Linked DNA regions of Homo sapiens: region 2 is linked to region 1. A link is a loop called in an ENCODE intact Hi-C map of the cell type or tissue named here. Cell type or tissue: A673. All regions are shown on one strand. Each heading gives the region's core, and the rest is flanking DNA. Links, peaks and the distances in the headings are about the cores only. Region 1 overlaps MARCHF1 (membrane associated ring-CH-type finger 1). Region 2 has its middle 78 kb from the start of NAF1.

What was found. Peaks named below come from ENCODE experiments on the same cell type or tissue, not always from the same donor. Only the 100,000 strongest peaks of a DNase experiment are listed, where the experiment ranks them.
Region 2: it touches region 1 in a loop (2.1-fold over the local background); 1 of 110 quality-filtered maps calls a loop at or near these places.

What each region holds. Positions count from the first base shown.
Region 1 is chr4:163,536,404-163,552,326 of GRCh38, reverse strand. It overlaps MARCHF1 (membrane associated ring-CH-type finger 1), which reads left to right. Exons shown (of 10, transcript NM_001394959.1): 9 at 6,584-6,731. Among named protein-coding and RNA genes, the nearest start is that of TMA16, 50 kb to the right of the region's middle. RefSeq lists enhancers at 1,673-2,172, 2,173-2,674, 11,007-11,506. In A673, for the core only: a CTCF peak has its summit at 7,735 (motif pointing right); a DNase peak (open chromatin) is centred at 7,766.
Region 2 is chr4:163,237,332-163,253,254 of GRCh38, reverse strand. No RefSeq gene overlaps it. Among named protein-coding and RNA genes, the nearest start is that of NAF1, 78 kb to the right of the region's middle. In A673, for the core only: no CTCF peak of the experiment used is centred there; a DNase peak (open chromatin) is centred at 8,084; H3K4me3 peaks cover 843 bases.

The sequences.
Region 1 (15,923 bases), core at 4,285-12,284:
ATATTTGGGTTGGTGATCTCCCAGGTCCATCTGGACACATGGCCCATTCCTCACTGTTTCCACTTGCAGTTCCTTTGGATTGCAGATCCTAATCTTTGGTGCAGTACAAGACCTTCTTGTACTGTTATCAGGAGAGACAGAGGAGCTGCACTTAATCAGAAAATAGTGTCCCCTCACATTGGGCCATGTACAAAAGATGTCAAATGATTATCACTGGTGGACCTAACGTGGAAGAGAACTAGGGGAGAAAATGTTTTTTTAAGGAAATGATAGACTCACAGAGCATTTATGGCTATTATATCTGAGGTTTTGACTCTTAGTAAGAAAGCCTTCATGTACATGCTTATCTGTAAAGGGACTTATATTAGTCCCTTTTTGCACTGCTCATAAAGACATACCTGAGACTGGGTAATTTATGAAGAAAAAGAGGTTTAATGGACTCATAGTTCCACATGACTGGGGAGGTCTCACAATCATGGCAGACAGTGAAAGGCATGTCTTACACGGCAGCAGGCAAGAGAGAGACCTCATGATCTAAAACCATCAGATCTCGTGAGACTTATTCACTACCACAAGAACAGTATGGGGGAAGCCATCCTGATGATTCAATTATCTCCTACCAGGTCCTTCTCATAACATTTGGGAATTATGGGAGCTACAATTCAACATGAGATTTAGGTGGGGACACAGCCACTATATTACTGTAATTCTGAGAGAACAAGTTTGCACTTGTGTACACTTCCTGATTTGTGTCCAACAGTGAGTGCCTTAACTAGTGAACTTTACCAGCTGCCTACCACCTACCTGGCTTTGTTGTTTCCTCCCTATCATCAGTTTTGTAGCAAATTTCACTAAAGGTCTGCAGAGGTCAAATTTTTCTGCTGGTCTTTTAAAATACATTTTTAAGAGGGAAATTATTTACCATAGGCATACCTCTGAACTTAAAGATTTATTAAGGTTCAAGAGTTACTCCTCATAATTAAGAGTCTGTTGTTTAGTTCTCTCCCAGAGTATTTGAAATTGTTACTAGTATAATTAGATTTTAATAGGCTTTTATGTTACCTAAACACTAATTTGAAAAGTAAAACAAAAAATGAAAGTTTGCTTTAGTGATTAATGAGCTAACTCTGAATCATTTCAGTTCAAATAAATGAATTATGTAATTTTTTTCAGTCGACCTGAAATATTTAAATCACAGCCAGAAAACAAAACTCATTTGTTGATTACCCTTTCCTGGACTACTAATTAGTTCATGACAGGGAGTGACAAGTACTACTTCTGATATAAACTCCACGGAGGTCACCGTGCAACTCTGCTAAGTGTCATCCTTTAGGCAGGTGGTTCTCTAACTGTAGCTTGCATCGGAATCACCTGAGGGCTTGTTAAAGCACATTACAGGGTCCCCATCGCCAGAGTTTCTGATTCCGTGAGTTTGGTGTGGGGCTCAAAATACTGGGTTTCTAACAAGTTTCCTGATTGCTGCTGCATCTGCTACTGGGGAACACTGAGAACCACTGCTTCATATGAATGGGTCCTCTAGAAATTTCTCCAGCATAGCAAGTCCAAGGATTTGTAAAAGGTTTACTTATTATCCTCCAGCACAACATATCTTACTAAGGCATGTAAATAATGTGATAACCTTTACACTTGCTGTTTCAGGTATTATTTTCGCTCGTCTGCAGCAAAATCCAATATGACAGGCAGAGCCAGTAAACAATTAAAATGTGGCTTTGCATTTATGCAAAATGACAGGAAGAACCTGCACACCTGGCCGGCTGGGAGCTCCTGGGTCTGGCGGTACCAAAAAAAAAAAAAAAAAGGGCTACCGTACTAGCTACTGTTTGGGCCTGGCGCCACCTGGTGGTAATTTTTTGGTCTATCATTCTATAGATTGAAAACTCTAGGTCACGTGACTGTTACGGAAGCTGGAAACCATAGGTGAACTGTCAAGAAAAAAGACGAAATGGATTTAATGGATTTGGCAAAGTAGTCCCTACCTCCTGCTTTTTTCTTTTCTTTTCTTTTCTTTTTTTTTTTTTTTTTTTGAGACGGAGTCTCGCTCTGTCGCCGAGGCTGGAGTGCAGTGGCGCGATCTCGGCCCACTGCAATCTCTGCCTCCCGGGTTGAAGCGATTCTCTTGCCTCAGCCTTCCGAGTAGCTGGGACTACAGTCGCCCGCCGCCACGCCTGGATAATTTTTGTATTCTAGTAGAGACGGGGTTTCACCGTGTTGCCCAGGTTGGTGGCGAACTCCTGCGCTCAGGCAATCCGCCCGCCTTGGCCTCCCAAACTGCTGGGATTACAGGCGTGAGCCACTGCGCCCGGCCTGCATTTTTATGTTATACAAATAAACTGCCTTTATTCTTCACTGGTATAAAGATTTAAACAACACTTTTCTGTGGGCAGTACTTTTAAATTTATATTTTAGGACAGAATATAATGCAAGTAATTTGAATTAGAAAACCTGACCCTATCATGCAAAGTTTGATTTAACTTCATCAAATAGACAATTTCACAGAAACAATGTTTGCATCAAGTTATACTACAATTCAGAAAAAACATACAGTCATATTTTTCTAAGTGAATAATAGAGTTCTGTTGGATTTCTTTCTATTGTTTAGTGGCTTCTGCAAAAAAAAAAAAAAAATCAAAAGCAAGAACAGTAAAACAGGCACCAAAGGCCCAGGGACTGTAAAGTCCAAAGCGAGGTTCAAGACTACCTATGCAGGAAGTGCTAAGATTTTGTGAAACTACTTTTGCCTAATCTTAGCTCATCCCCCATCTTCAAGGTATAAAGGAGAACTTGAAGACTAAGGAAGGGCAGATCAGAGGGTCGGCAGTGTAGACATTGGTGAAAAGTATGGTGGTGTATGTGCTGTCGTGCGTTCCTTCTCCCTGACCTTTGGGAAACGGGAAAGGGAGCTGCCGTCTTACCATTTCCACCAGCTTCCTTGAGACCCCTTGGAGAGATAACGTCTTCTCAACACCGAGAGACTTGAGGATAAAATATTCGACTCAGGCCCAAGCAATAAGCAAAAGAAACTTTACTTCATCACTGACAAGGCAATAGTTTGTATTTTCTAGGGGGCATGTGGGAAAAACTAACATAGAGTCATCTCCAAAGCGGAGCTCAAGAATTTACAAAAAATTAGCCAGGCGTGGTGGTGGGCGCGTGTAGTGTGCCTGAGTGAGGCTGGCACTGCTGAGGCTGATCAGGGACCACACTTTGGGGACCTGAAGAGGATCTTCTCAGGAACAACCTTCTCTAGAGGTGTAACCATGGTAACAATATACTCCTGGTAACAGGGCCATAAGTCACACGTTATTTGGTAAAGCAGGACAGGGGAGCAGAAATGCTATGAAAAGTTTCACAGATTATCACTTGCCTATCACGAAATCTTTTGTGAACTGCCACTGAATTTCAGCATCATGAATATTAATTGAAGGCACTTTCATGACAGCTTTGTTAAAATAAGATTTCTATCCTTATCCTCTCCATTTCTCATTCTTAGTAAGGCTTGCAAAACATACTGAAATTTTGTAAACAAACCTGAAAAGACAATATGAAGGGAAAGGTTTATAAAATACATTGATTTCTGCCAGCGCCATTTACTGAATATTGCATGCAGTAATGTAGTCGTTAGGAAGAGGGCACTGTGGCATTACATTTACTTGTGTGCTGTCTAGTGAGTTTCTAAATGGTTCCTGTAAGGATTTATAAAGTGGAAAACGTGGATGGTTCCCTTATGCTTCACTTCTCCTTAGAATGTTAACTGCGATTTAGAAGTGACAACTTCAGAGCTTCTATTGTCTGGAACTAGATGAATCTTTACAAATGATTTGGTCCATTCTTGTCAGCCCCACTGATATTTTTCTATTTGAGGAGCCTTACTTTTTAATAGTGTTCCAGCCATTTAATCAAATTGCTCCATAGATAGAAGTCCCAATTTTAATAGTATTTTAAGCCAATTTTATAATTGAGGGTTGATTTGATATGAATATTTCGTTACTGCAAGTATTCTATCCACTTGCAACACAGAAACTTTAAAAACGTGAAGCTGTTTTTCCATACCAGCTTCCACTTTTTATCTGTCTGTATTAAATACTGAAGTAATTCAAGGAATATTTATTAAATTGCAAAATGCTATTGCCAAATAATAATATTCTATGATTATATGTGTTATTCAGATTAATACGACAATAAACCAAAGCCAAAACAGGATTTTTAAAAAATCAATCTTGCACGGACATGAGGTTTTGAAAAAACTCAATTAACATTAAAATCTTCTCAGTTCAAGACTGATTAATTCAAAATAGAGTCTAAATTGAAACATCTGTTTATTCCTTAATCACATTATTAATATTTACCCTTTGTTATGCTTGGAATAATATATAAATATAGTTTGATAAAAAACAAAGTACAAGATAAAGAATGAATTTTTAATTAACTCTAACAAACTCCTTCAAGGAAAATTACATGATGATTGGCCAGTAGGAGGAGAGGAAGGGATGGTGTTTGTAAATAAAATATTTCTTTCTCTAAAATGTTTAAACTGCTCTAGAGCATCAAGGTCATACTTGAAGTATCATGCTCTCTTGCAAATGAAATTATAGGCTCTTATTCCATAGACTGGAAGAGAAGCTAGGAAGTATCTATTTAATTCTTTTACCAATAATTGCATTTGACAGCAAGTGGCAGAGACCTGGGAAATAATGGCTTAATCAGGAAGACAACAGGATGGCCAAAGGCAAGCTGTTGCTGATTGGGCTGAGAAAACTCCAGTTCTCAAGATTTTTCCTCAAGATTGCAAGATGAACACTCTCCCACTTAATTATGAATTCCAGGTAGCAAAGAGCAGAAAATGAAGGAAAGGACAATACCTACATTAGAAAGGCAAAAACTTAATGTCCCACTAGATATTGGCTCACATCTCATTGCTGGAAAATAATCAATGTACACCTGAGCCAAGAAAGGTTGGAAAGGCAGCTTTAAGATGGGCACAATGCCGACTCTAATGAATTAGTTTGTTAACAGAAGAAGTGAAGAATGGTTATTCTCTTCTCCACCTCTGTCACAGCCTCTGTTGAAATCTGCTCCTCATGAAGACGAGGCAGTGAGGCCCAGAGAGAGTACATGATTTTAACCACGTCTCAAAGCTGGTGGCAGAGACAGGACTTTATGTACCACAATGTACGCCATCTTGTTTTTGGGTTGTGCATTGAAATCCACATGTGGGATGGTCAGGTGGGGAAGGAATGGGGTCTTCTGAAGTTCTGAAGATTTTGCTTTAGTGAGGGCGTAATAATGTAAAGAATCCTAGATTATTAAAAGCTTGGCATGTCAGTTCACGTCTAATAAAATCACTGTAATTTTTTAATGGAAAGAATGCAAAGAAAAATAAAAACACAATTCCTAACATAATAATGAAGTGATACTGTAGCTACAAAGACATTAAAATATATTTTGAGAGGCTATTTCTTCAAAGTAAATATGGGAGATATTCCCTTATGGAGACCATAACTTCAATAAAACTTGCGGCCTTCTTCCTCTCCCAGACTGAGGGAGCAGCCCTCAACTTTCTCAGGAGTGTGATTAAAGGACAGCGGTCGTCACAGTAGTTACAACCCTTACGGTAGCAGCAACTAAAGGTTGCTCTAAAAGAGGCTTCAGCAGATTTTCTAGTATCGCCCAAGTGATAAAATTTGTTTTTCTATAATAGTTGTGAACAGAAAATGTTGACTTTCTCTTGCAGGTATCATTCGGTCATTCAAATACTTATTAAATTTATACATTCAAGAATGTAAAACTATGTCCAGTTGTGTGATAATCCAAGAAGATAGTGTTACCTATTACTACGTATAACCTAGTACCACAAGGAAGTGATAGGCAGAATCCTGAAAAGGAAGTTTTTAATTGTTCAATATTAAAGCTATCTCATTCTTGGTACAGATGAGGAAACTATAGACTTGCAAAACAGAAATGACTTGATTTAATTCATTTGGAGAATAGAAAATTATTTTTGTTTGCAATTTAATATATATCTGAGTTAGGCCGGGCACAGGGGCTCATGCCTATAATCCCAGCACTTTGGGAGGACAAGGTGGGGGTGGATTACTTGAGCTCAGGAGTTTGAGACTAGCCTAGGCAACATGGTGAGACCCCCATATCTACAAATACATAAAAAAATTAGCCAGGCATGGTGGTACATACCCATAGTCCCAGCTACTCTGGGGGCTGAGGCAGAGGTTCTCTTGAGCCTGGGAGGCAGCGGTTGCAGTGACCTGAGATTGTGCCACTGCACTCCAGCCTGGGCGACAGAGTGAGACCCTGTCTCAAAAAAATACACACACACACACACACACACACACACACACACACATATGTATTTAAGTTATATGTAACTCTCTAGGTTATAATTTCATATCTCTCTAAACATGAAGACTTATTTGAATATTACAGTGTCATCTGAAATTGCAGATATTTACTGTTTTTCTTCCATTCATGATCTGTGTCTGGGAAATAAAAGAGGAGCAAAATTTCCTAGTTTGCAATTCAGTTTTGTGTCCTTCATTTCTGATTGCAGTGGGAGAAACTACAGATGACCACAAGTGAAAGGAGGAAAATATTCTGCTCTGTCACATTCCACGTAATCGCGATCACCTGTGTGGTTTGGTCTTTGTATGTATTGATAGACCGGACAGCGGAGGAAATCAAGCAAGGCAATGACAATGGTAAGAGCACATCTTTCTTCTTACCCTCTTGGATCCTAAAGACAATACTCAGAGGTGGATAGGGAAGTTATTTCCCCAGGTTAGGCCTTCATCATGTATGATACACTAGAAAAGCTAGTATTTGCTATTGATTCTTCCCTAATCATGTTATTGATTAAAATACTCTGATTAAAAAGCATTAACTATATGGAGTCCCAAGCTGAGATGTGAAATTCATCAAATCCATATAAAACTTAGTGGCAGTTACACACAAATGGCACACACCACTTCGGGCTTTTTGGGAACTGAATAAGGATCAAGTTCTGCCTGATGTGAAAAGGCAAATGGCTGTAAAAATGAAGGTTTCTCATTTTATTTAATTCACTCTAGTCATCTCTCCTTTAAAGCATGAAGGAGATGGCATTCCAGTAGAGAATGTGTTATAGCTCTTTAGTTAGTACTATATAGTTTGATAGAGTGGGTTAGCACCATGGTTTGACATTTTAGCCATGCGAAGTTTGATTGTGAAGGATGGTGTCAAGTCTGCAAAGAAAAATGTTTCTAAATCAGTAAGGCATATTCTCACATTAAAATGGGTAAGTCACTTAAAACAGAAACAAAAAGAGAAAGCACAATGTCTATAAAATATTATTTTCATGTGTGAAAGGACCCAGTTCTGTTTCTCATTGGGCCCTATAAGTTTTCATACCTTATCCAGCCTAAATCGTTGGTGGTAAAACAGTGAGAAACATCCCCACACTCCCGCAGGAAACAGTATTTAACCACTGATGCCTCTAGAAAAGACATTGTTCAGATAGTAACATTTTGAGTTTGTAATGTTGTGAAAAATGTTTGCACATCCCTACACCCAGAGAAAAAATGGAAGAAAATGAAAGAACAAAAAAAGAGAGGAGGTAAGAAAAATATAAATAAGGAGGAGATTAAAACACAGAAAGGTTGGTTACTTCTGCATTTCTGCGTGGGGATTCATAAACACAGAAGGGGAGGCTCCATTCTCACACTCGCCCTCTAGGTGGCAGCAGCACACGCCAGCGTGCACCGCCCTGAGCATTTCAAAAAGCCGAAAGGGGCTGCGGGGATAAAGGGAAGGCCAGGACCCACGATAGGAATTGTGGATGGGGTTTCTGTGCGTCAAAGAGGGGATGGTGACAGCGTTCCAGGTGCCACTGTCCTTTTCTGGAAGAAAATGAAAGCACTACCGTGTCGAGTCTAAATGCTAGAAAAACAGTTAGGATGGGGTTTTGTGGGTTGTTTTTATGTGTTTATTTATTCCATATTAACTCATTTACATACCATTAATATCAAACTACATTGTTTGCAACTACATTATGTACTGTTTCAGAGAGTCTTGATTTTAAAATGTCACATTACATCCTTATTAAATAAGTTCCCTGAGGGTAGAACTTTCTTTTTCTTTTTTAAATCCAATGTCCTCTCTTGATATAGGTACTGGCCCAAGTAACAAACAGTGTGCTGTACATCCTGCAGTCGCATATGGATGGAAAAACAAAAAGGCATCCCCACCTCGCTTCACCCAATGTCTTACCCTAGAACTCTAGTGTTTTCCTAGCAATCAAGGGCAGACATGATACCCTTAGATTAGATGACACATTTAGAGCTCAGCATTTGAGAACCACAAATTTCCTCCAGGTAATGTAGTCTCTCCCCTCTCCCAGTGGTCACCCTCACTTGGCCTCTTTGTAGTAAACTGCAGAGCTCTTCTCCTCCAGCTACATGAGAAGGAAAGAAAATTAAGAGCCCTTCTCGTAGATGTAAGAAGAGGAAGCAATCTCACGTCATGTATACATAGACCCTCATAGACACCCATAAGAAAACCCCTCTCTTACATTTATTTTATCCAACCACATTTCTAAGACATGTGACTGAATAGCAATCATTTACCCTACAATGAACACGATGGTCTCAACTTCAGCCACAAAAATATCTCCAAAAACCAAGAAACTCATGGCTCCATGCTTTCTTCCATTTTTCTGTCTCCTTGCTCATTCTGTAGGCCCCCGCTGATAACTTCCCAAATTCATTTCCCACTCCTACTGTACTCCAACCCATACATCCACCTATCTTCTGAATGATTGTTTGAAAGTCTCAGCGTGTCGCAATGCATAATCCCCTACCACTTCTCACTCTAACACCTGTGGGAACGGCACCACTAACATCTAGTAGCCAAACCCAGATACACAGCTTTCACTCTGATCTCCTTCCTCTTCTACCTTAAATCAATCACCAAATCCTATTCACTCTGTCTCGAATGCCTCTGGAATCTGTCCATTTCTTTCCTTCCCTATGGCTACCATCCATGTGGAAACTATCATATTTTTAACTTGAAAACTGCAGAAGCTTCTTGACTAGACTTTCTCCAGTTTTGCCAACTTCAACCCAACCCATGCTCAGTAATGTAATCCCAGCAGATTTACAAAAACACAAATCTAATCACATCCTATTCCCACTTAACCATTAAAAGGTAACCGAAATTCCTCAGTGGGACTATGCTGCCCCCGTGACCTAGTTGAAGCCAGCTAGGCCGAACATTCATTCAGCTCCTCAAATCTATATCCAGGCCCTTGCTCAGCTTTCCTCTCTCTGTAAAACATTTCCTTCCAGCTTCTCTTGTCCACCACCACCACACACACTCAAACACTCATATATTCTCACACACCTCCCTCATCCCAACTCAGCCTTTGCAGTTTACCTTAAACATCACTTCCTCTGGGAAACTCATTACAGCTCCCTGAAGTAGGATCGTTATTCCTAGCACAGTGATTCTCAAAGTATGGTCCTGGGACCAACAACATCAGTATCACCTGGGCGTTCACTAGAAATGCATATTTTTAACCTCCTGCTTCCCTAGACCTATGAAACCCTGATGGTGGAGGCCAGCAGTTTGTACTGAAGAAGCCTACAGGTGATTCTGATGCTGGCTAAGGATGGAGAGTCACTGCCCTACCACGTAGTCCCATAGCATCCTGCATTTACCCTCCCCAGGGCTTCTCCACATTTACTGCATGGTAGATTACCTGTGGTATGTTCCTAATGCTGCAAAGCTGGGCTTTATCCCCAGAGGTTTATACTTAGTCACCCTTAGATGATTCTATCATGCAGCTAGGGAAGCTGTGCCTGACTGTGAAACTCACCACATGCCATTGCAATTGCTCATTTAATTGTCTGTCTTCCTTCACCTGCTCAGAGCAGTTGGGGGCTTTCTCTGTCCTGCTCACCACTACATCTCCCCGGTGCTGAACACTGGTCTGGGACCAGGCAAGTAGTCCGGTCAACACTGTACAAGGAATGATGAAGTGTGAATGCCTGGTACCTAAGCTTTTCCACCTCTTATTTTTCTTTTAGAATTGTTTTCAAAATATTTTTTTCTTTCTCAGCTGTGGGTGGGTGCAGGATTCCAGACAGTAACCTCCAGTGGACTCTTCATGACAATCAAGGGTCCGTTTCTTAAAGGAAACTGAAAATGACATGATTTTTATATTTGGCATTTAGAGCCAAAGCAAAACAGAAAGCAAGATATGTATCAAGAAGCAGTGTCCGTGGTAATTCCTGTAGAGCCGCTTGCCAGCGGGACAGCTCTAGAACTTGGGTAATTTCAAATGGAAACCATAGTGACTTTCATACAGGGAATCATTTGTATTTATGTTCAAATTATATTTAAACCTGCTTTCCAATGTGCACATTGAAGAGGAGTGTGGGCATCTGTATAAACTGTTATTTCTTTAATCTTCCTGTGGCATTGGGACTGTGAGTGCTGATCCTGAATTTACTTGTAAAGTTGTTGGGAAAAAATTGCCTAACTTAAAAGAAGTCAACATATTTTAAATCCATCTTGAAAAACCTTTAAAATATTTTAAAAGAAACAAATTTGTCCTTTTTCAGCCAGAATTGAGGTTGAATATAAAACAGCAAAATCTTTTGAACTGTAATGATGATCCTGGAGAGAAAAAAAATTCCTCATATGTCTGTAAATGGTTGTTCTTTTAGATTAAATAGTCATGATGCCACAGAGAGCCCTCATCTCTCTTTCCCCTGCGATGACAGGAAAAAAAATAGCAAATATATGGTACTTGGAGCTTTAACACCCTAAATAAGCCTATCGCTAAGTTTAATTTGGGCAACAGTTGTTATTCTTGCCTTATCTTTACATAGTCTAGAAGAATGCTTCAGTATATTATCTGTGTATAAACAACAAAAATACAAACCAAAAACAACTACAACAATTTACAATATTAAAGAGACTGTAGGTGTAGATAGTAAAGTTGCCCCAGAAGTATTTCAATGTATACATAAGGGACTAGCATAACAAATTGACTTTGTTTTCATGGCTGACTCACTCCCAAGCCTCCAAGCTCCTCCAGGGCAGAGGCCTTGCCTCATTATTCAGAAAATACTTGGTGTTAGTAGAGGCTCAAAAAATGTTTGCTGGCTGTGGCTGACTCCAGCAGATGAGAACAACCCAAAAAGAATAAACACTGGCTTGAGCTAGTTGTCAGAAGGCCAGGGTTCTAGCTCTCCCTTGGTCACTGACTAGTTATTTTTTTTTTCCTTTGAGACGATTTCACTCCTCTCGCCCAGGCTGGAGTGCAGTGGTGCGATCTTGGCTCACTGCAACATCCTCCCCTCAGTCCCCCTCCCTGGGCTCAAGTGATTCTCCTGCCTTAGCCTCCCAAGTTGCTGGGACTACAGGTGGGAATCACCGTGCCCAGCTAATTTTTTGTAGGGACAAGGTTTCATCATGTTGCCCAGGCTGGTCCTGAACACCTGGGCTCAAGCGATCTGCTCGCCTCAGCCTCCCAAAGCGCTGGGATTCCAGGCGTGAGCCACCGCACCCAGCCTAGTTATCTTCAATACAATGATTAATCACTCTGAAGCTCAGTTTTTTCATTTGTAAAACTACCAAGGTTGGAGTGAGTAGCTGCTAAAAGTTATTTCTATGATTTATTATTCAGACAACATGAACTTTACCTTGCATCAAATAGATTGAAACATGGCTATATAAATAATGTACATATATGACACATAATTACTCATGGTGAATATTACCATTAAAACAAGTTAAGAAAAAGGTTATAAATATGTGAAACAATTTTGTTGTTGTTAATAATCTACCCAACTGGAGAGAAGCAACCAGGACAAAAGTAAAGAAGAAAACCCGCTCCCCTCTGCAACCCCAAGGCCCCAATAGCCACCCACACACACCCTTCCTTATACACACACTTCGTAGTTCTGCATACCCTAAGCACCCAGCCAAAATATTCCAACTTAGAGTGAGATGCTTTCTGTAAATACACACAGCCACTGTCACTGTTAAGTGAAACAGGTTCTCTTCTGCTGCTTGGTTGATTTAAAAAAGCTTTTAGACATGCTCTAGGTGTCTCCAGTTGCATGATCTCCTATATAACATTTGCAGAATACTCTGAGAAATCAAATTTCAAAGCTGCAAGAGACCTTAGAGATCATTATTTATAGATGAGGAAATAAGCAATTTGCCTGATCTCCAGCTGTATTATAAATGCCCACCTGGGAGCTTCTGCTTTACCCAATTTGACTTAAAGAGAAAATACAAAAGTGAGATGTTACAGGTATGCCCCTGTGCCTTCAGGGGAGAGGAACCAGGACCCCATTCTATTACCAAAGGAAATATATTTTCAGAGAAACAGTATTTCTGGAAAGTAAATGAGTCTAAAAGGATCTGGTAGATGAACTCCAGCTGATAAGCCATTGTCACTGTGGTCTGAAAGGTTGGCAGAAATATTTCCTAACAAATACAATATACATAATTGCTACTTAAGCATTTAAGGGTGTTTTAGTTTATTTTTTGATGGGATTTCTGAGCATTTCTCCTGACGAAGGGAATTGTAACTGCAAGAGATGACCAGAAACACACTATGACTAAACGCCAGTGGCCTGGCTGACAACTAACTAGACTTCCTCCCTCTGTGATTCTGGAGAGAAGCTTACCTTGAGTCAAGCTGGGACACCCTAAACTTATAACACAGTGAAGTTAGAAAGATCTTACTGGTAGACACCTGTGAAAGCCCCGCTCTTAACCTACAGCTGAATCAGCCAAAGGTGTGTAGCGTTCAAATCACACAGATAATAACAATAATGAAAACTTATATTTACACTTCCTATGTGTCACGCACCGTTAATTTGTTTAACTCACACTAACAACCATATGAAATTGGTAGATACTATTACCTCCAATTTTAAGTAATGTATCAGTTGGCTTTAGCTTTATAAAAACCATCCCAGGCTGGGTGTGTTGGTTTAAGCCTGTAATCCCAGCACTTTGAGAGGCCAAGGTGGGCAGATCACTTAAGGTCAGGAGTTCAAGACAAGCCTGGCCAACATGGTGAAACTCTGTCTCTACTAAAAATACAAAACTTAGCTGGGCATGGTGGTGCATGCCTGTAGTCCCAGCTACTCAGGAGGCTGAGGCCAGGAAATCTCTTAAACCCAGGAGTCAAAGGTTGCAGTGAGCTGAGATCGCACCACTGCACTCCAGCTTGGGTGACAGAAGCAAGACTCTGTCTCAAAATAAATAAATAAATAAATAAATAAATAAATAAAAGCATCAGGAGAGAGCGAAACCACCATCTGCAAACACACTTAAAGTTTCCGAATGAGTTGTGTTTCCTATTGTCCTATTGGCCAAAGCAGGTCATATGACCAAGACCAGTGTCAATAGGTGATGGGATACCCCAGGACAGGATTACCGGGAGGCATGAGCCAATCAGGGGCTATTATTGAAACAAGCTATCAAGGATAAAGAAATTGAAACCAAAGAAAATAACAGAACAGGCTTAATATCTCAAGGAAATGAAATAGCTATCTGAGTTTAGGTGGATAAAGATGTAAAGACTGAAGTAGACTCTTAGGAATAGGGTTCTTCGGAATAAAATCCGTACCCCTCGAAAACAAGTGGAGATTTTGCACAGGAAAACTACTCTTGAGAAGCCATTAACCTTAATAAGAGAAATCCTCTTAGGGCATGGGCTGTAAAGAAATTAACCAGAAGTCTGAATCATTTGGGGATTTGGCTATTCCTTAGCCAGGAAAGAGATGAAAAATTCAGTCCGTTGCAGAGGTCCTGTTTATAACTAATGCTTAATTCTCAGGTTCCTGGTGGGGAACCTGAGCTCTTGGATAACCCATGTTGGGTCCATGTCTCCTGACCCAACTCCAATAGAGTACAGGATTAGGAAGATGTGGGGGATTTGTGTGTGTGTGTGAAAAAAAAAAATTTATAAATTTTACTTTTTTATTTTTGCCTTTTCATTCAAGTTTTTTAAATACTGTTACTTTTAACCTGGACATCCCAGTTTCCTTCTCTGCCTTGCTAAAAATAATCTTGTCCAGAGTCAGACTCCCAAGAGTCTAGAATGAGCTGTGAAGTCCATCTGCTTTTCTTTGTCTAAAGTGTTTTCACTCGCTCTTTAAATGTAAATTTCCCTACAAACTGTGGACTGAAATTTCTGGTTCTGGTGGCACTAGACTTTAAGGCTGCAGCATTTTGATTCCTTTAGGTCTAATTTGTGAACTTTTCAATATCACATTCAAGGGCAAGACTACAAACTATCTTAAGCCTTTCCTGGAAAACCTATTCGCATGTTGATTGTTTGGGAATGGCCTGGAGGATGCTGCAGCCTGCAAGTACCAGATCACATATATGTGACTGTAAAAAGGAGTCCTGGAAGAATTTACTTTAATAATCATATTAAATCAACAAAAATATTGAGACTGAGAACTTATCACTCTTCCTTGTGGGATTAGCATAACATGGAATGTGAATGAATCAATTAAAGTTAATATGAGAGACTACAGTAGCTTTCTATTTCCTCAGAAAATGGTGGTAGAGAGAATGCCTGCTCTTTTAATTGCTGTCCAAGAATTTCCAAGAAATGTTTCCCCTTAATGCTTGAGAGGTAAAGATGGGCAGAGAGTTTATTATTAAACCTACAGAAACTCCTGCAAAAGTATTCCAGACACAAAGACAGAAGTAGAGATGGGTTCTTGGGCCTCAGATAAATGAGCAGATGCTTGAATTGCCTAAGTTAGATTTTCCAAATTCCTCTGCGAAATCGGCAAATAGAAACAACTTTGTGCTCCCGGCATTTTGAAGTGCAGGATACAGCTTTATATATGACTGAGGACAAAGATACCTTGAATTGTACATAGGATCCCCAGGGAAAAGATTTAGTGCCTTCCTTTCTCTATCATTGTCCTTTTTTGTGGTGTACATTCTTTTGTCTTTGCTAACAATAGCATAGAAACTGACTAGTCTAACAGAATGTAAGAAGACAATTGGCTGTGTCTCAATAAAAGGAGGCAAGTACATCTTCCTGATGAAAACATTCTTGAAAAATCCATTTAGCCCCATTTTAGCATCTCCTCTCAAGATGTCCTTAAAGTGAGTTTTCCACATACAATCCTTATAACCACTCAACAGTAATTTATTTTGTAGAAAAAAATCGTGTCCACTTATTTGAAGGCAAGAAAAAGAGCTGGCTGTCTGTTAAAGATGGTCATTTGGACAGTAAGTTTGTATGAAGGCAAGCAAAAGAGCAGGCTGTCTGTTAAAGATGGTCATTTGGACAGTAAGTTTGTACTCAGATGGCTTTTGTATGTGGGGATTGGGGTGCTCTGCACTCTAAACTTAATGGAGGGGTTTTGTGGGAGATTTGACTTCCCAGGAACATATTGAAGGATGGTGTGGGCAGGGGAAACTGATTCAGAGATACCTTGTGAAGGAAAGTGGAGGGATCAGGCTGAGTCTCCCAAAAAGGGCAGAGAAAATGGCAACTGTTTCCCCCTGGCTCAGATTCCCAGGTATATTATAGGCTTTGGTCACTGTTTCTGGAAAGAGAGGTGAAACTTGAGTGGACTTTTCTTTAGATTGTCTACCATCTAAAGCATAGCTTTACTGACAGTGAAGAGGGGTTGTAAAAGCTTTCATTTATCCTTGAAATACCTACTGAGCAAGGAACTATGGAAAACAAAGTCCAGCCCAGACAAATTCTGTGCTCGTCAAGATTATAGCATGACACAGTAAAAATGCTTATGTTAGAAAGTGAGCTCATACTGCACACGGAGAAATAACATGGAAGTGTAACAGTGGGAAAACTTATTTCCAGCTGGAAATGACCTCTAAGATGGGTTTTGTGGGAC
Region 2 (15,923 bases), core at 4,964-12,963, 300 kb after region 1:
ACCCCAAGGATCCTGTGACATAAGGTGGTTATACATCTGAAGGAAAGGGAAAATTAAAACAATTGTTTTTTAGTAAGAAAAAGATAATTAACATAGAGACTTAAAACTGTCTTCAGATTCATAAAATTCTTAAAATGTTATTGGTAGAATTTCTTTAGATTGATGACCCAGACAAGTAATAGTTAATGTCACAAAGTGGCAAAAGATAACTGAATTAATATTAGCTCAACACTTAATTACCTCTTGGGAAGAAGAGGAATCAAACCTGGAACATTTTACTCACTGCAATATAATGTTAGGGAGTGATATTTGCTAGTAGTTCCTGGTTTACAGTAAAGTAACTCAATTTGTTAGTATAGACCTCAATTTTTAAGAATATAGTCAAGATTTACTTATAAAAACTATTGTCTAATTCTCCTCTCATCTTTCTTGACATCTCAGCAGCTTTGACCATGTTAACAACTAAATTTCCCAGATGTTTCTGTAGCTGAGGGCTCTCTTATGACCCTGCTAAACCCTCTGAGCCCCAAGAAAAAAAACAAAAACAAGAGTCTCATCTCTCACCCTGATTTCTTTGATTAATTTGAGAGACTTATATAGCACAAACCATGTTCTAGGCACTCCTAAGCACTTTACAATAATTAACTCATGTCATAGTCATAGCAATAGGTCAAAATCCAGGACATGAAGACAACAAATGTAACTGTTCAAAGCTGAAGAACTAGTAAATGGCAAAGTTGGAATTTGAACCCACGTTCTCTGGCTTCAGAGCCTGTGCACTTAAATGTGATAAGATGCTACCTCTCCAATCTATAATTAAGTTTGTTACTTGTTCCTCATAAGTCACTCAAGTCCTTCTGCTTTTCTCCATCTCCCCTGCCATCAGGCTAATCCAAGCCACCAACATGTTTCACATGATATTTTCACACCCTCTTCTCCTCTCTCTAGTCCATCACTCATTACCAGTTATTTCTTAAAAACATAAATCTGATTATATTGTTCACTAGAATAGAAACTTTCAATAGCTTTCCAGTAACATAAAAATCAACTTCCTTTACACTACCTCCTTTGCACCTTTTTTCCAGCCCTCCATTCCCAGTTACTCTATTCCAGATACAGTTGGCTGCTTCTAATTCCTCAAATTATTCCAGGCTCCTTCCCACTTCAGAGCCCTCTCCATTTATCATTCCCTTAGGCCAAGGTTTCTTGACCTCAGCATTATTGGTACTTTGGCCTGGATAGTTCCTTTTCGTGGATGGCTGTTCTGTGCACCATAAGATGTTTAGCAGCAATCCTGGCCTCCACTCAACTAAATGCCAATAGCAACCCCTAGTTTTAACAACCAAAAATTGCCAAATGCTCCCATGGGGGAATGGGAGGATTACTTCTATTCAGAACCATTGCCTTAGACTGAACTATTCTAGCCCCTTCTTTTGGTTTATTCTTATTCACCAAGAATAAGAGAAGGTAAGGAAGCAGAATTGGGCAGAAGGAAACACTGAGCTGTAAGAATACAGCTCACTGAAGCATTCACTGAAGACCACCTCTTGGGCCACTCTTATCCACTTGTTAATATACAAGTTCTGGTGGGCCTCTTTTCCTGGAGTAAATTCATAAGAGTGACAAACTATAGTCCCTACTGCTGCAGCAGGTCTCAGGATTGCATCTGATATTCATTGCCTCCCTCCTCTACAGTTTATTTGACATTCCCTCACCCCAAGCTATCTCATGGTGAGGAGTCTGTTGTGACACATATACTCATCCTTGTGGAGTCTGTGCCCTTCTCAGGCTGTGATTGTTGCACTGTCTATCAAAATTGGGTGAAAGAGTAGCAAGAGCGGCTTAAGTGAGTTGCCTCAATGCCAATCATACTCCTCTTTTGCTCCCCCTGTGGAGAAGTAGCAAAGTGCTCATAGCAACTCCAAATGAAGCGGCATTCTCAGCACTGGGAGAACCAGAGCTGCCATCCTGAAAGAGTAACTGGATACCACACTAAAGTAACCACTACACTAGGTCAGGTCTCTGCAGTATTTGCCCTCATGACATTTATTTCATTTGTAATGAAATATTTGCTTATATTGGGTAAGTGATACCTCTCCTCTCCTACCATAATTCCTTCCTCTGATACAAAAGCAAAAAGACAAAGATTCTGTTAACAGAGATAAGAGAGTTATGCAACAAGAGGCAGTTCACAGAAGAAAGATTTTCTTTTTCTTTCAGATGTTTCCTCCTGAGAGACTTGAAGGACCTATGAGCATCCACCTACTCTTCCCAAAGATCAACTAGAGGGGAAAAGTATAGAAATAATTGACTGCAATCCAAGATCCTGAGGGAGATCGAAGAGCTTAAAGACCCAGGAAGAAGATTAAGTAAATTAACAAGAAAAGACTCCTCAATACACACCTAAGGTGGATTTTGTGATGTCGAATAAACTATGAGGAAAATAAAATACCACCCTGCACCATTCTCTGAGTTCCAAATTAAGGAAATGTTCTATTCACATAATTTTATGGTAATGGTTTGTACATCTGGCCTTTAGAGATGGTTTTGATTTTTAATGTCTGTCTTCTCTACCAGGGTGTGTGCCTCCTGAGGATAGTGACTGTGTCACTCTGAGGAAAGAAAGAATGAGTTACTCTGATCTTAATTTATTTAAGCAGAAGCTCACTCTTGCACCAGGACAGGACTGATCAGGGCTTTAGAGATTGTCAACAAACTTGCAATTCAAAAAGATGACAAAAAATTTGACATGTGACTTTTTGTAGATCAGAGAAATAGTGAGATACCTATTAAAGTAATATTTCTTTTCTTCATTCATGAGGGTTATCAATGACCAGGATAAACCTCCTCAAATTTATGACAAAAATAGAGAGACATTAATTTTACCATAGACTATATAATTGAAGTTACATGAGATGGATTGTTTTTTTAAAGTTATATAAGATATATATATATATACACACATACACATGCAGAGTGCATGCAAGCCCCTAAATCTTTTCTGTTCCCAGTATCAGATATATATATATATATTATATGGTTTGGCTGTGTCCCCACCCAAATATCATCTTGAATTCCCACATGTTGGGAGAGAGACCTGGTGGGAGGTAATTAAATCATGGGGGTATGTCTTTCCCATTCTGTTCTTGTGATAGTGAATAAGTCTCATGAGATCTGATGACTTTATAAGGCAGAGTTTCCCTGCACAAGCTCTCTCTCTCCTTGTCTGCTGCCATCCACGTAAGATGTGACTTGCTCCTCCTTGCCTTCTGCCATGACTGTGAGGTCTCTCCAGCCCTGTGAAACTGTAAGTCCATTAAACCTCTTTCTTTTGTAAAGAAAAGAGACATACCCAGTCTCTTTGTAAAAAGACATACCAAGTATCAGGTATGTCTTTAACAGCAGCATGAAAATGGACTAATACAATATCCTCTGTTGTCTTTCTCTCAATTATCAATCTTCACTTGTCAGTGTAGGCAATAGCCTCATGTGGACCATTTTGCTAGCTGTCAGATTTTTCTGTTTTTCTGTCATGTTATATTAAGGGTGTCATCTATTATTGCCATTATTTCTATCATGCAAAGGGATCACAGACATGCACACTAGGATCACATGTTGCAGGTATACCATAGGGTTTATTGGGCCAAAACTTACAAGCAGGGAAGTAGCAGAGTGCATGCAACCCCCTAAACATTTTCTGTTCCATAGCATAAACTGGGGTTAGATATATTGTATGTACCATGGACAAGGTGCAAGCAGAGAGGAGCTTGCCATGACCAGCAGGCTTGAGACAAAGCTGAACACAGTATGGGGAGCACTTTCACCAGTGAGAATGAGTCCACCTCAAACACTGTGTTGCCTATTTATAGATTACCTAAGTGGGACTTGGAACATCTAGTTTCTCTAGGCAACAAGAAAGATATCAAGGGATGTCCAGAAATAGCACAAAGCAATATGCATACCAAGGGCCAAGGTCTGCCCACCAAAAGCTCTGGGAACAACCTTGCCTGCCAGGGATGCTGACATCATCCCAAGCCTCGTCTCTTTGCAGATGGCAGCTGAGCCAGGTCTTGGCTAAACTACCAAAAGAGGAAAGGAAATATGCTTCCAAGTCTATTCAGATTTGTCTCTCATCAACTCCTCCTGACCTTAACGATCTTTCTAGAGTGCCTTTCCCTACCACCAACTTTGACCACATTTCTGAGACAATGACTACTTGATGCCTATTTCCTCTTTATTGTCTTTTATATTTCATCAGTCTTGGACTTCTTTCTCTTCCTCCTCCTCCTTTTTGCCATCCTTTATTCAACTGATTATTATGATTCAAAACATTTTCCATTTTGGACATGACATTTGGTACAACTCTAAAATACTTGTCACATTGAAAGGCTACTGGGTGTCCCTGTATGCACTGACTTTGCTACACAGCCCTGGGGTTTAATCTCTTGGTGCCTTATTTTTTTTTCACTTTTGTTATTCAGTGATCATTAAGACAGGTAATTTAGGTGAAAGCATTTTAGACATTATAAGTGCTGCTCAAGTCAAAGACATTATTGAAGCTATTTTAATAGCAGTGGTGGAGAACTTGCTACAGAACGTTCTGGCCTTTCCCTTCATCTGACTTCATACAGACTGGGTAATACTTCTCGAACTAACAGGAAGCTCAGAGAATAATGTCTGCTGCTAAACTGCACTTGTTGCATTATTTTAAGTAAGCATTAGAAAATTATTAAGGTACAGAGCTTTGAATAATGGCTAAACAATATTTAATAATAACTGTTAAGGTTCTAAAACATACAACCTAAGCATATCATCTTGAACTATCCTTATTTCAAATCCATTGAGCCTCTTTCCATTTCTGTCTCTCAATCTTTGTCACTTTTAATATGACAGCCTTGTATAAGATGAATATAAATTCTACAGATATTGAGTTAGAGGTTCATAGCCATGTTTAGCCATTTACTAACTGTATGCCTTTGGAAACTTAACCTTGCTGAACCTGAATTTTCTTAAATATAAAATGTGATGATGATATCTACCTTGTAGATTTGCTATGAATATGTGTATTCATTAAAATTTCTTTCCATCCGGGTGCGGTGGCTCATGCCTGTAATCTCAGCACTTTGGGAGGTCGAGGTGGGCGAATCATTTGAGCCCAGGAGTTCAAGACCTGCCTAGGTGACATGGCAAAACCCCGTCTCTACAAGAAATACAAAAATACTCATTGGGTGTGGTAGTGCACACCTGTAGTTCCAGCTACTCAAGAGCTGAGGTGGGAGGATTGCTTGGACCTGGGAGGTGGAGGCTGCAGTGAATCCAGATCATGCCACCGCACTCCAGCCTGTGCAACAGAGCAATACTGCATCAAAAACAAAAAACAAAAAACAAAAATCAGGGAAAATGAGTTCTTCCATTGCAACTAACAGAATACTTAATTAAAAGAGGCTAAAGCAGGCTGGGTGTGGTGGCTCATGCCCGTAATCCCAGCAGTTTTGGAAGGCCAAGGCAGGGGGATCACCTGAGGTCAGGAGTTTGAGACTAGCCTGGCCAATAGGGTGAAACCCCACCTCTACTAAAAATACAAAAGTTAGCTGGGCATGGTGGCGGGCACCTGTAATCCCAGCTACTTGAGAGGCTGAGGCAGGAGAATTGCTTGAACCCAGGAGGCAGAGGTTGCAGTGAGTGAAGGTCACACCCCTGCACTCCAGCCTGGGTGACAGAGCAAGACTCTGTCTCAAAAAAAAAAAAAAAAAAAAAAAAAGGCTAAAGCAGTGAATATGTGTATATATATATATATGTATGTGTATATATATGTATGTATATATATATATAGGCAAGAAATCAAGGGTTGGATAACTATAAGATTGGTTCATTTAGTGGCTACAGAGTGTCATGAGGAAGTGAGGTTTTTTCATAGTTCTTTTCAGATTGTTTCATCCTTAGACTTGAACAGTCATGCAAGATGGCTGCCAAAATACTAGGTTCAATCTTCCTCATCATTGCTGCCAAGCAGGAAGGCTGGTTTTATCTCAGATATCTCTGTATGTCTTGGCTTTCCAGTCAATATTAGGGCATATGCCCATGCCCTAACTGTCAGGGTATCTGCAAATGTTAGTATCTGGCAGTTTTTGTCTCTATCCTAGGCGATGAGCCATGAAAGCAGGGAACACACAGGTTGGCCTAAGTCGGAAACCAATCAACACTGCCACCACGGGCAGTGATACATAGTAGGAGCTTCATCAATTTTAGTTTCCCGATTTCCTCATATGTCTGGTTTTTTTCTCTCTCAATCGGTTTTTTTGCTTCTATTTTTCTAATTCTCTTCATGTTTTTTCTTCATGCCCCTTGTCTTCATTGTTATTCCTATTCGGTTTTCTACTCATAATACAAAAATAAAACATGTTATCAATGTTTTGTGGGTTTTGTTCTTTACATAAAAGAAAAACAGATTAACTGAATGTTTTATTTTTCTCCGTAGGAAAAAGATAACAAAATACGTTTTATTCAGTGACATTGATTTTTTTTCTTATATCTTTCATATTCCTGTGTCTTGGTATACGCATAAATATAGTGAATACCAGAAGAAAAACAGAAGAGCAAAGGCAGTGATGGGAAGGTGCACTTGTATTTAAAATGACAGGTCCTAAGAATAAGAATAAATGGACTGCAATCCCGGATAGTCCATTCACTAACTTTAATGTTTTAGGCAAGCTCTGTAAACTTTCTCTCCCTCTGTTTACTCGTCTATAAAATGGGAATAATAAAACTACCTGCCTCATGGACTTTGTGATAATTAAAGGAGAAAATGCATGTAATGCTCTTAATAAAACCCTAAATTAAAACTTATTTGTCTCAACACTCCCAGGCAATAAACTATAGGAAAAAATGAAGCATTTGAGTTCAAAGTTGGGCTCTCCAATCTAGCCTCAGGTCTTTTATGCCAAAGTAGCTTTCAAATGATTAGAAGCATGCTTTCTAATGTCTACCTTTCATGGAATAATTTATCCTTCATTCTTATTCCTTATTCTTGCCTGTCCACCCACCGCCAACTGAATGCTCTTTTAAATTTTATGAGAAAGAATCCCAAATCTATAGGTCTAACTTGCAACTCTTTTATGAAATCTATATTTACATTTCCAATCTCCTACTAGATATCTCTATTGAAACATACCATCAGCACCTTAAAACACCACTGATTGACTGCATGGATTTAAGCATGTTAAGTAAGTTATATCTGGGGTTCTCTGTTTCTTGTGTTAAAAAAAAAAACAGGGTTGGGGAATTAGGGGCTGTGGGCTAAGGGAATAACTTCTAAGACTTTGTACTAACAGTTTATGATTCCATGTCTAAAACTAAAATTATCATTCTCCCTCTCCAAACTGCTTCTATTTCTGTCTTTTCTGTGTCAGATTTATAACATTAGAGCTATGAAAACAGATTCAAGAATCAAACATAATTCTGTCACTGTCATGTTCAAAGCACTTCAGTTGTTTCTCATTACCTGAAGAAAATAATTCTTCCTCAGTCTGGCATCACTTGCCTTTTCAGGCTACTCCCCATCATTCCCTTTAACGCACATCACACTCTATCAGTGTGTCAGTGTAGGGGAGAACATTTTTCTATTTCCTCTGCCCGTCTTGGATTCATTGGCTGGGGAGGTTGTAAATGAGACTGACAAAAGACAGATCACAAACAAACAGATGTTTATGAACATGTGCACAGTGCATACACAGGAAAGTGCTCAGTGATGAGTAACTCAAAAGGGCGGTTAGAATTTGGGGTTTATATACCTAATTTAGCATAATAGAGTGGGGAGAAGGGTACTTACAGAAAAGCAAATGACTTTTTGGAAAGGTCAGTGGGCTCTTAGGAGAATAAATGGGAGATATGACAATGTGACAATGTCTATGAGATACGACATTGTGACAATAGTCTATTTGGCTGTGGTGCCAATTTCTCAACATTTTATCTCTGAGAAGAGATTAGAGTTGCTCCCAGGGAGGGGATTTATGATAATTGAGTTCTTCTGACTTCTTTTGAGAGCCTCTGCTTTTAGGCAGATAAGGGACTTCAGGAATTCAAATGCCTTCAGCTCCAAATAATGCTTATGTCAAAGTGGCATATTTTGGAGTGGCATATCCTGATCCCTTTCATCAGTTTTGGCTTCCGTGAACATTATTTTATTATGCCTCAAATGTACTTCCTCCAGTACAAGTGTGGGAAGTCCTGTTACTCCAATATCTGTCTCAATTGCCCTCTCCAGTGCCGATCACAGACACTTACTCCTGTTTCCTCATGGAGCCTTCTTTAAAGCTCCTTAGCACATAACATCTGATTAATATTAGAACCACTCACTTGTTTTATTCCCCCATTAGTTTGTAAACTCCTTTAGGCAGCAGCCATGTTTTGTTCATATAACCTGGAATTCACACTAGTTCAAAACATTTTATGATAGCTCATATAGTAAAAACAAAAATGCTTGTGGAATAGAATCATCTTTACAATGCTTCAGATGTCCAAATTTGCATGCAGTTTTGATCATACATTTAATTCAATGGGATCAGTGAGATGTTTTAAAATCTTAAACAGTTTATTTAGCCATTTCCTGGTGTTTTCACTTTGAAGATTTTATTATTATGCATATATTTTTGTTCAATTAAAATGTAGTCACTCTTGAAATGTGTAACACAGGAAGACAATACGGCTTATTCTCATTTAGTAGATATTTGTAGTACATTTTAAGCTCTTTGAATTAAAATCTATAGAAATGTTAAGTATTATTATGTCATATCATTAGCATTTTGGCTGGAAACCTCTCCCTCTAGGCACATATGGGATTTTTATTTTTATGCATAAATTTGCATAGCTGTTTCACTATCTTTCACAGACGAAAGTCTTTAGACATTAACTTGACAAATATCATGATCAAGTCATCAGTTTCAGTCTGGTTCAGTGGGTTTGAAACTTCTTAACGGAGATATTTTCGTATCTACTCAGGCTTCAGTAGTATCTCTCTCTCTCTCTCTCTCTCTCTCTCTCTCTCTCTCTCTCTCTCTCTCCCTCCTACAAAGAGGCGCTTAATTAGTAGTGGCTGTACATTGACTTAATGAACACATTCATTTTCAAGAATAATTTAAATAATTCTACTTTGTATTTTCAAATAACTCTATGGCAGCATAAATATTCAGACTGCCAAGTTTCAAATAACTATGGCAGCATAAAATATTCAGAAACAAGTTTCTTCAGAATGTAATCACCAATTTTACACGAGAGATATTTTGCACAGACATGTGAGTGATTGGGCTGTGGAATTTCATAGCTTATTTATTTTCTTTAATCTTTATATAACTTAATGTTCTGGCATCATCAGCCTACACGTGAAATATCGTGACACCTACATTAACACTCTATCTGTAAACCCTCCTCTGCTTGACTGCAATATTCCCTATCCTTATCTCCACTCACATATGTATGAGTCCTGCTTGCTGTCCTTCCCACAACTCATTGGGCTGGGCTCCCATGCCTCAGGAACAGACAGGTCCACAGACAAACAGACCTCTGCTCCTGCTGCCCAATAAAGCTGTCACTGGTGACAAAATTATTTGAGCCTTGGAATTGTTGAGCTGGGGCTCTCTCACCATACTTGCCAAGTGAGAGAAATGTTATCCTCTGTCTTACACTCAATTAATTGGGTCCCACAGTGACTTTGCTTCAGTGTCAGAGTTTCAGAGTCAAAGGAAACATCTCTTTCAACTCCTACACAGTCCTCTTCTGCACAGAGCACTGAGATGCCATTAGAACTGGTAACTGCCACCAAGCTGTGCTCTGAGCTATCATTTTACTTCAACCCTAGAGCCTCATTTAAAGTTGAGATGATTGTGTTAGATGCAATCCCCTCTCACAGAAATTTAATATCAGAAACCCCATCATCTCCCATGTGTATGACTACTGCTAGGGTATTTATCAAACTTGTCTTTATCTGAATGCCAGTTATGGGCAAAGTTCAAGTCTTTCCCTCACTCAGAATACTTTCCAAATCTTTATTTCTCAATGGATGCAAGTAGATACCCAAGAACTCTATTAGATAGGAACATCTTACTCTCAGGTAACCGATTTTGGCTTTTATCATGGTACCTTTTATAATTAAAACTGGTACTAGAACAATTTCTACTGAAACATAAAAAATAAAAATGTTCCAATGTAAAAATATAAAATTGCAGCTGTTAGCATAAACTTCCTAAATCAAACTGTCAAGTTTCACATTCTTACTCATCAACTTATTACTTCCATTACCTTGAGCAAATTTTTTAGTTCTCTATTGCTGTGTAACTGATTCCCACAAAATTAGCAGCTTAAAACAAGGTATGTTCGTTATCTCACAATTTCTCTGGGCCAAAAATCTGGGTGTGACTTAACTGGGTTCTCTGCTTCAGTGTCTTTCACAAGGTTGCAACCAAGCTATTGTTTGGGGTAGACTCTTATCTGAGGCTAGACTGTGGAAGGATACATTTTCAAGACACGTGGTTGTTGGCAGGATTTAGTTCCTTACAGGCTATTAGGCTGACAGAATCAGCCTCTTGCTAGCTATTAGAAGGGGTCCTCTTTCATTCTTTCAGTTCCTTGCCATGTAGATCTTTCCATGTGGTAGCATGTTTCTGACAGAGACTTCCTGTAAAAACAGAGTTAGGGTCAAATAAGAAATGAATCTTTTCATTATCATCTCCAATAAGTTCAAGAAGGGAATTGTTGGTAAGAAATCTATTTTTCTATAAGAAGAGTCATCAAAATAGAGGGAAGAGGCACTCCATCACAGTTTCAATCAGAATGCACAACAGCAAAAGGGGTAAAAAGTAGGAAAAGGAATAGAAAAGAGTGAAGTGAAAGATGTTTGCTTATCTCTGGGTGAAAAGATAGGTGAAACAGGTTATTTGGGGAAGAATATGACAAATCGGTTATCACTGGGTGTAGGAAACTTAAGTCAGTGGATTTAAGGAGATTTAAGGAGAGACCAGGATCAAATGGTAAGAAAGTCCAAGCTTATAGTGGACTTTGCCTCTTTTTTTTTCTTGCCTATCCTCTGAATTGCCACCCAAACTCTTTAGCTTGATAATGTGAACAAATTCACATCAAAGTTATTTATTATTTATAAAGACTGCCCAAGCTGCTGCTAAATATAGTATCTTTTTTGTTTTAGAAGAATTTTATTTTAAATCATCTTTAATAATAGTCACTACATCTATAGAGTGATTCTTGTTTTTTTTTATATTTAACACATGATATCTAACTTAGGAGAAAATATGAGACTTGGAAAACAATATAAACCAACTAGACCTAACAGATGTGCATACACTACTGCACACAACAGGATAATGCGCTTTTATGAAGGGCTATAGGTTATACTCCATGAAATAATCTATGTTAGGACAGAAAAAGAGGTTAAATACATTTAAAAGGATCAAAATCAAAGAAAGTATGTTCTATAAACATAATAAAATGAAACTAAAAATCAGAAGCCAGGAGCAGTGGCTCCCACCTGTAATCCCAATGTATTGGGAGTTTGAGGCAGGAGGACCACATGATGACAGGAGTTCAAGACCAGCCTGGGAAACATAGCAATAATTTGTGTATACAAACAAAAAAAATGTTTTTTAATTAGCTGGGCATGGTGGTGTGCACTTGTAGTCCCAGCTATTCAGGAGGCTGAAGTGAAGGATCTCTTGAGCCCAGGAGTTTGAGGTTGCAGTGAGCCATGATCACACCACTGCACTCTATCCTGAATGGCAGAGCAAGACTGTGTCTCAAACAAACGAACAAAGTCAGTAACAGAGGAAATTTTCAAAATTCATAAATATGTAAAATTAAACAATAGTCTTAAATAATCAATATGCAAAAAAAGAACTCACATAAGAAGCTTCTAACACTCTAAAATAAATGTAAACAAAACACAACATTTGTGGGAGACAGCTAAAACAGTGCTTAGAAATAAATGTATAGCTGTAAGTGGCTCTGTTAAAAAAAAAAAGAAGAAAAAAATTTTAAATCAATAACTTAACTTTGTACTTTAAATAACAAAAGAAAGGAGAGAAATCTAAGCCAAAAGAAAGCCTGGAGAAAATGATAAAGATTCAAGGTAAAGAAAATAAAATAGAGACAAGAAAAACAATAGAGAAAACTAACAGAAATAAAATTTGGTTCCTTGAAAAGATCAACAAATTTGACAAACCTCTTGCTAGACTGCCAAAAAAAGCTCTCATATTGCTAAAATTAGGAATAAAAGGCAAAACATCACTACCAACCTTACAGAAATAAAAAGTAGAATAGTATGAACAATAGTATGGGAAAAATTAGATATCTTAAGTGAAATGAACAACTTCCTAAGAAGACAAAAACTAACACAACTAATTCAAAAAGAAATGTAAATCTTAATAGCCTTATAGGGAGAAGTTGAATTAATAATAGAAAATTTTCCACAAAGAAAGGCCCGGGACTAGATGACTTCACAAGTGAATTCTACCAAACATTGAAAGAATTAACAACAATCCACAAATTCTTAAATATCAATCAATCACTTTATATCTCAATTCATTGATCACTTCAAATCTTATAAACATAGTGTTTAACATTTGATAAGATCTAGCAACACCCACTCCTAGATATATGCCAAGGGAATGGAAACACATGCCTGTTCAAGAACCTAATAAATGTTATGGAATGTGAATGACATTTTAATAAAGCTATTATTTGAAAAATAATTAAACTGTAGAATATAGAATAGATCTAAAGAGAAAAGGAAACTTTTATATCTATGCAGAAAATGGTTTTTTTGCTGAAAACTGTATGCTTTTTCACTTTTAAACTGCCATATGTTTATCCGTTGCAGATTATTTCAATCATGTTTGCCCATGTAATTATGCCAAAGTGATTTCAAAATAAATAAATATATTCATTCTCTTAATTTGGTTGTGTCAAAATCAGTTATGCCTGTCAAAATTGTCAAACCATGATGAAATATATGTGCAAACAAACTGAAATACATTAACTTTAACAAAGAGTGCAACAAGTTTCTATTAATTATTGGAACCACTATTTTGCTAAACTTAGATGTATAGTAACCAAATTACATAACTTCTTACATAAAGTAAGGGTACTGTAACTTTAAATTTCAAATAAAAGCATTTGCTTTTTCTAGTCAAAGTAAAAAATAACAGCAGAAGCAGCAGCAAAAAACAATAGAAATTATTTTGCCTCCATTTCCCATTGGATTACTTTCTTCCTTTGAAAATAATTTACCAAAATCTCTTTTTTAATGTCAAAAAATGAGTTCCTAGATGTTTCTATACTTGAAAAAAATAGTCATGGACAGTTTGTTTCAAACATCATAAAACTCTGCTAGGCTATAATGATCCATTTATTTTTTCAGCCACCTGGGAACTGTGGGTTGTGTGGGTTCTCCAACTATCTCTTGATTATGTCCTTGGAAAGGAGTAGTAGGTGCCATGCCAATGTTCTTTTGGTATTCTCTTAATGCCAAATAGATCATGTTTTGAATCCTTGTCAGTCTTATCCCTTAATACTAAATGAATTCAGTCCATAGTCATTAAATAATACTGTGACATATAATGGTAGAGTTACTGCAGCATTCACACAGCGGTGGCCAGGATACTAAAAATGTGATGGCAGCAAGCTCTATTTTTCCTTGTTTCTCTTCTGAATTGCACAGATATCTATATAATGAAACCACAAGCAGCAATGTGATTATAGTCAACCCTTTCCTGGGGTTCCATTAAAATGTCCCAACATGAATCAGATTGATTATATACTTCAATACCAGTGTATTTCAGCTGCAAAATTATACAGACTGAAATATAAGACTTAAAATAAAGTCTAGGTTAAGCACAGTGGCTCACACCTGTAAACCCAACACTTTGGGAGGCCAAGGCAAGAGGATCACTTGAGCACAGGAGCTTGAGACCACCCAGGGCAACAAAGTGAGAGACCCCATCTCTACAAAAAAAATGTTTTTTTTAATTAACCAGGTGTGGTGGTGTGCACTGGTAGCCCCAGCTGCTCTGGAGACTGAGGCAGCGGGATTGTTTGAGCCCAGAAGCTTGAGCTATGCTTGTGTTGCATTCCAGCCTGGGTGACAGAGCGAGACACTATCTCAAAAATAAAATGAAACGTAGTCTCATTTATTTATTATTTAAACCTGCCTGGTTAATCACAAGTCTACATACCCTCCATTGACTAATTAATTTCATTTTCTTTTTAACATGTTTTAATTGACACTGTAATTGTACATATTTATAGGGTACCATGTGATATTTTGACATGTGTGTATGTTATATCATGATCAAATGAGGAGAGTTAGCTAATCCATCAGCTCATGCCCTCATCATTTCTTATGGTGAGAACATTCAAAAGCCTCTTTCTGGCTATTTTGTATAATACTTTACTGGTATCCATAGGCACCCTACTGGGCAATTGAACACCAGAACTTATTTCTCCTATCTGACTGTAACTTCATACTCATTGAATCCCTCCCCATCTTCCCTTCCCATCTCCTCAGTCTGTGGTAACCACTCTACATTGATTGATCAGCTACTTTTTAAATGTCATAGATTCACCGAAAGGCCTTTGGGTTATGAGCTTAACCTTAAAAAGCCAAATAAAATAAAAAGCCAAATAAAAAGCCAACCCATCAAAATTTTAAAATACTTATTTGATATCTTTTAGTTTTTATTTACACAATCCTAAAATAAGGTTAAGAGCAATTATATTGAAATATACGCACAATTTAATTCTAAGACTAAAGCAGATCAATAAAAGAAACAGAAAATACATTTTGTCTTTTATCATATTATAGATGTGTTAAAAATTCAAATATAAATTTATTTTCAAAGTTTGTAGTAGATACACTGATTCATTCAATCACTCACTAATTAAATTCAATGATTATTTGTCAAGTACCCATTATGTCGGATACTGTCAGGGATCACTTTGAACATCAGCTGTATGATCCGTTTAATAATATGAACAATAATTAACATTCGAGTGCTTTTATGTGGCAAGCAGTGTCTGGAGCCATTACCATTTTACAGAAAATAAAACTGAAACACAGAGTGGTTAAGTCACTTGCCAAAGGCCAAAAGGCTAGGAATGAAAGTTGGATTCTAATAGAGGCAACCTGACTCTGAAGCCATCATGTTTCACCACCACTAGGCTCCTCTGCCCTTATACTATACCCACTGCATGCTACATTTCTCTCTCTCTCTCTCTCTCTCTCTTCAGTTTTAGCAATATGCAGTACTTTGGCTACACAATTTTCTTTCATTTCTTTATCGTTCTAGAGTTTTCTATTTTTCCTCTCAACCCTTGATTGTTGGTTGAAGTATCCATATTTTTAGGTCATGTTGATATCAGGCACATCACAGAACCCTGATCTAGACAGTGCCTTCATCATCTGATCCTGTTTCTTAGTTTTTCATGAGGATCTTTGAGGTCCCGAAATGGTAAGAAGCTTATTCAATTCGCAGACTTGTCAAATTCAGTGATTTGACCAGTTTAAGCAACTAGCTAAAGATACTCATCTTATTATTTGTTCACTCTGACAGTTTGTAGCCTTGGTTTATAGAGTAATTTGTATGTCAGACAGGAGTTGTTTCAGTGAGTATCCTTTAGGGATGTCTCTAGAAAATCACTTAATTCCCCAGGGGTTGGAGTTATATTAATTCCCTAATTATATTAGTCACACATTTCAAATTAAGTTATGCTTTTTTTCTAGAACAAAAAGCAAGAGCTACTATAATCTCCAAGGCATACATGCTTCAATAACAAAAAAAAATTTTCAAGGACTTGATGGCAATTCAATTATATCAAAAAGTAGTCAATGTTTTGTATCATGAAACTTGTGCCTTTTTTAATCA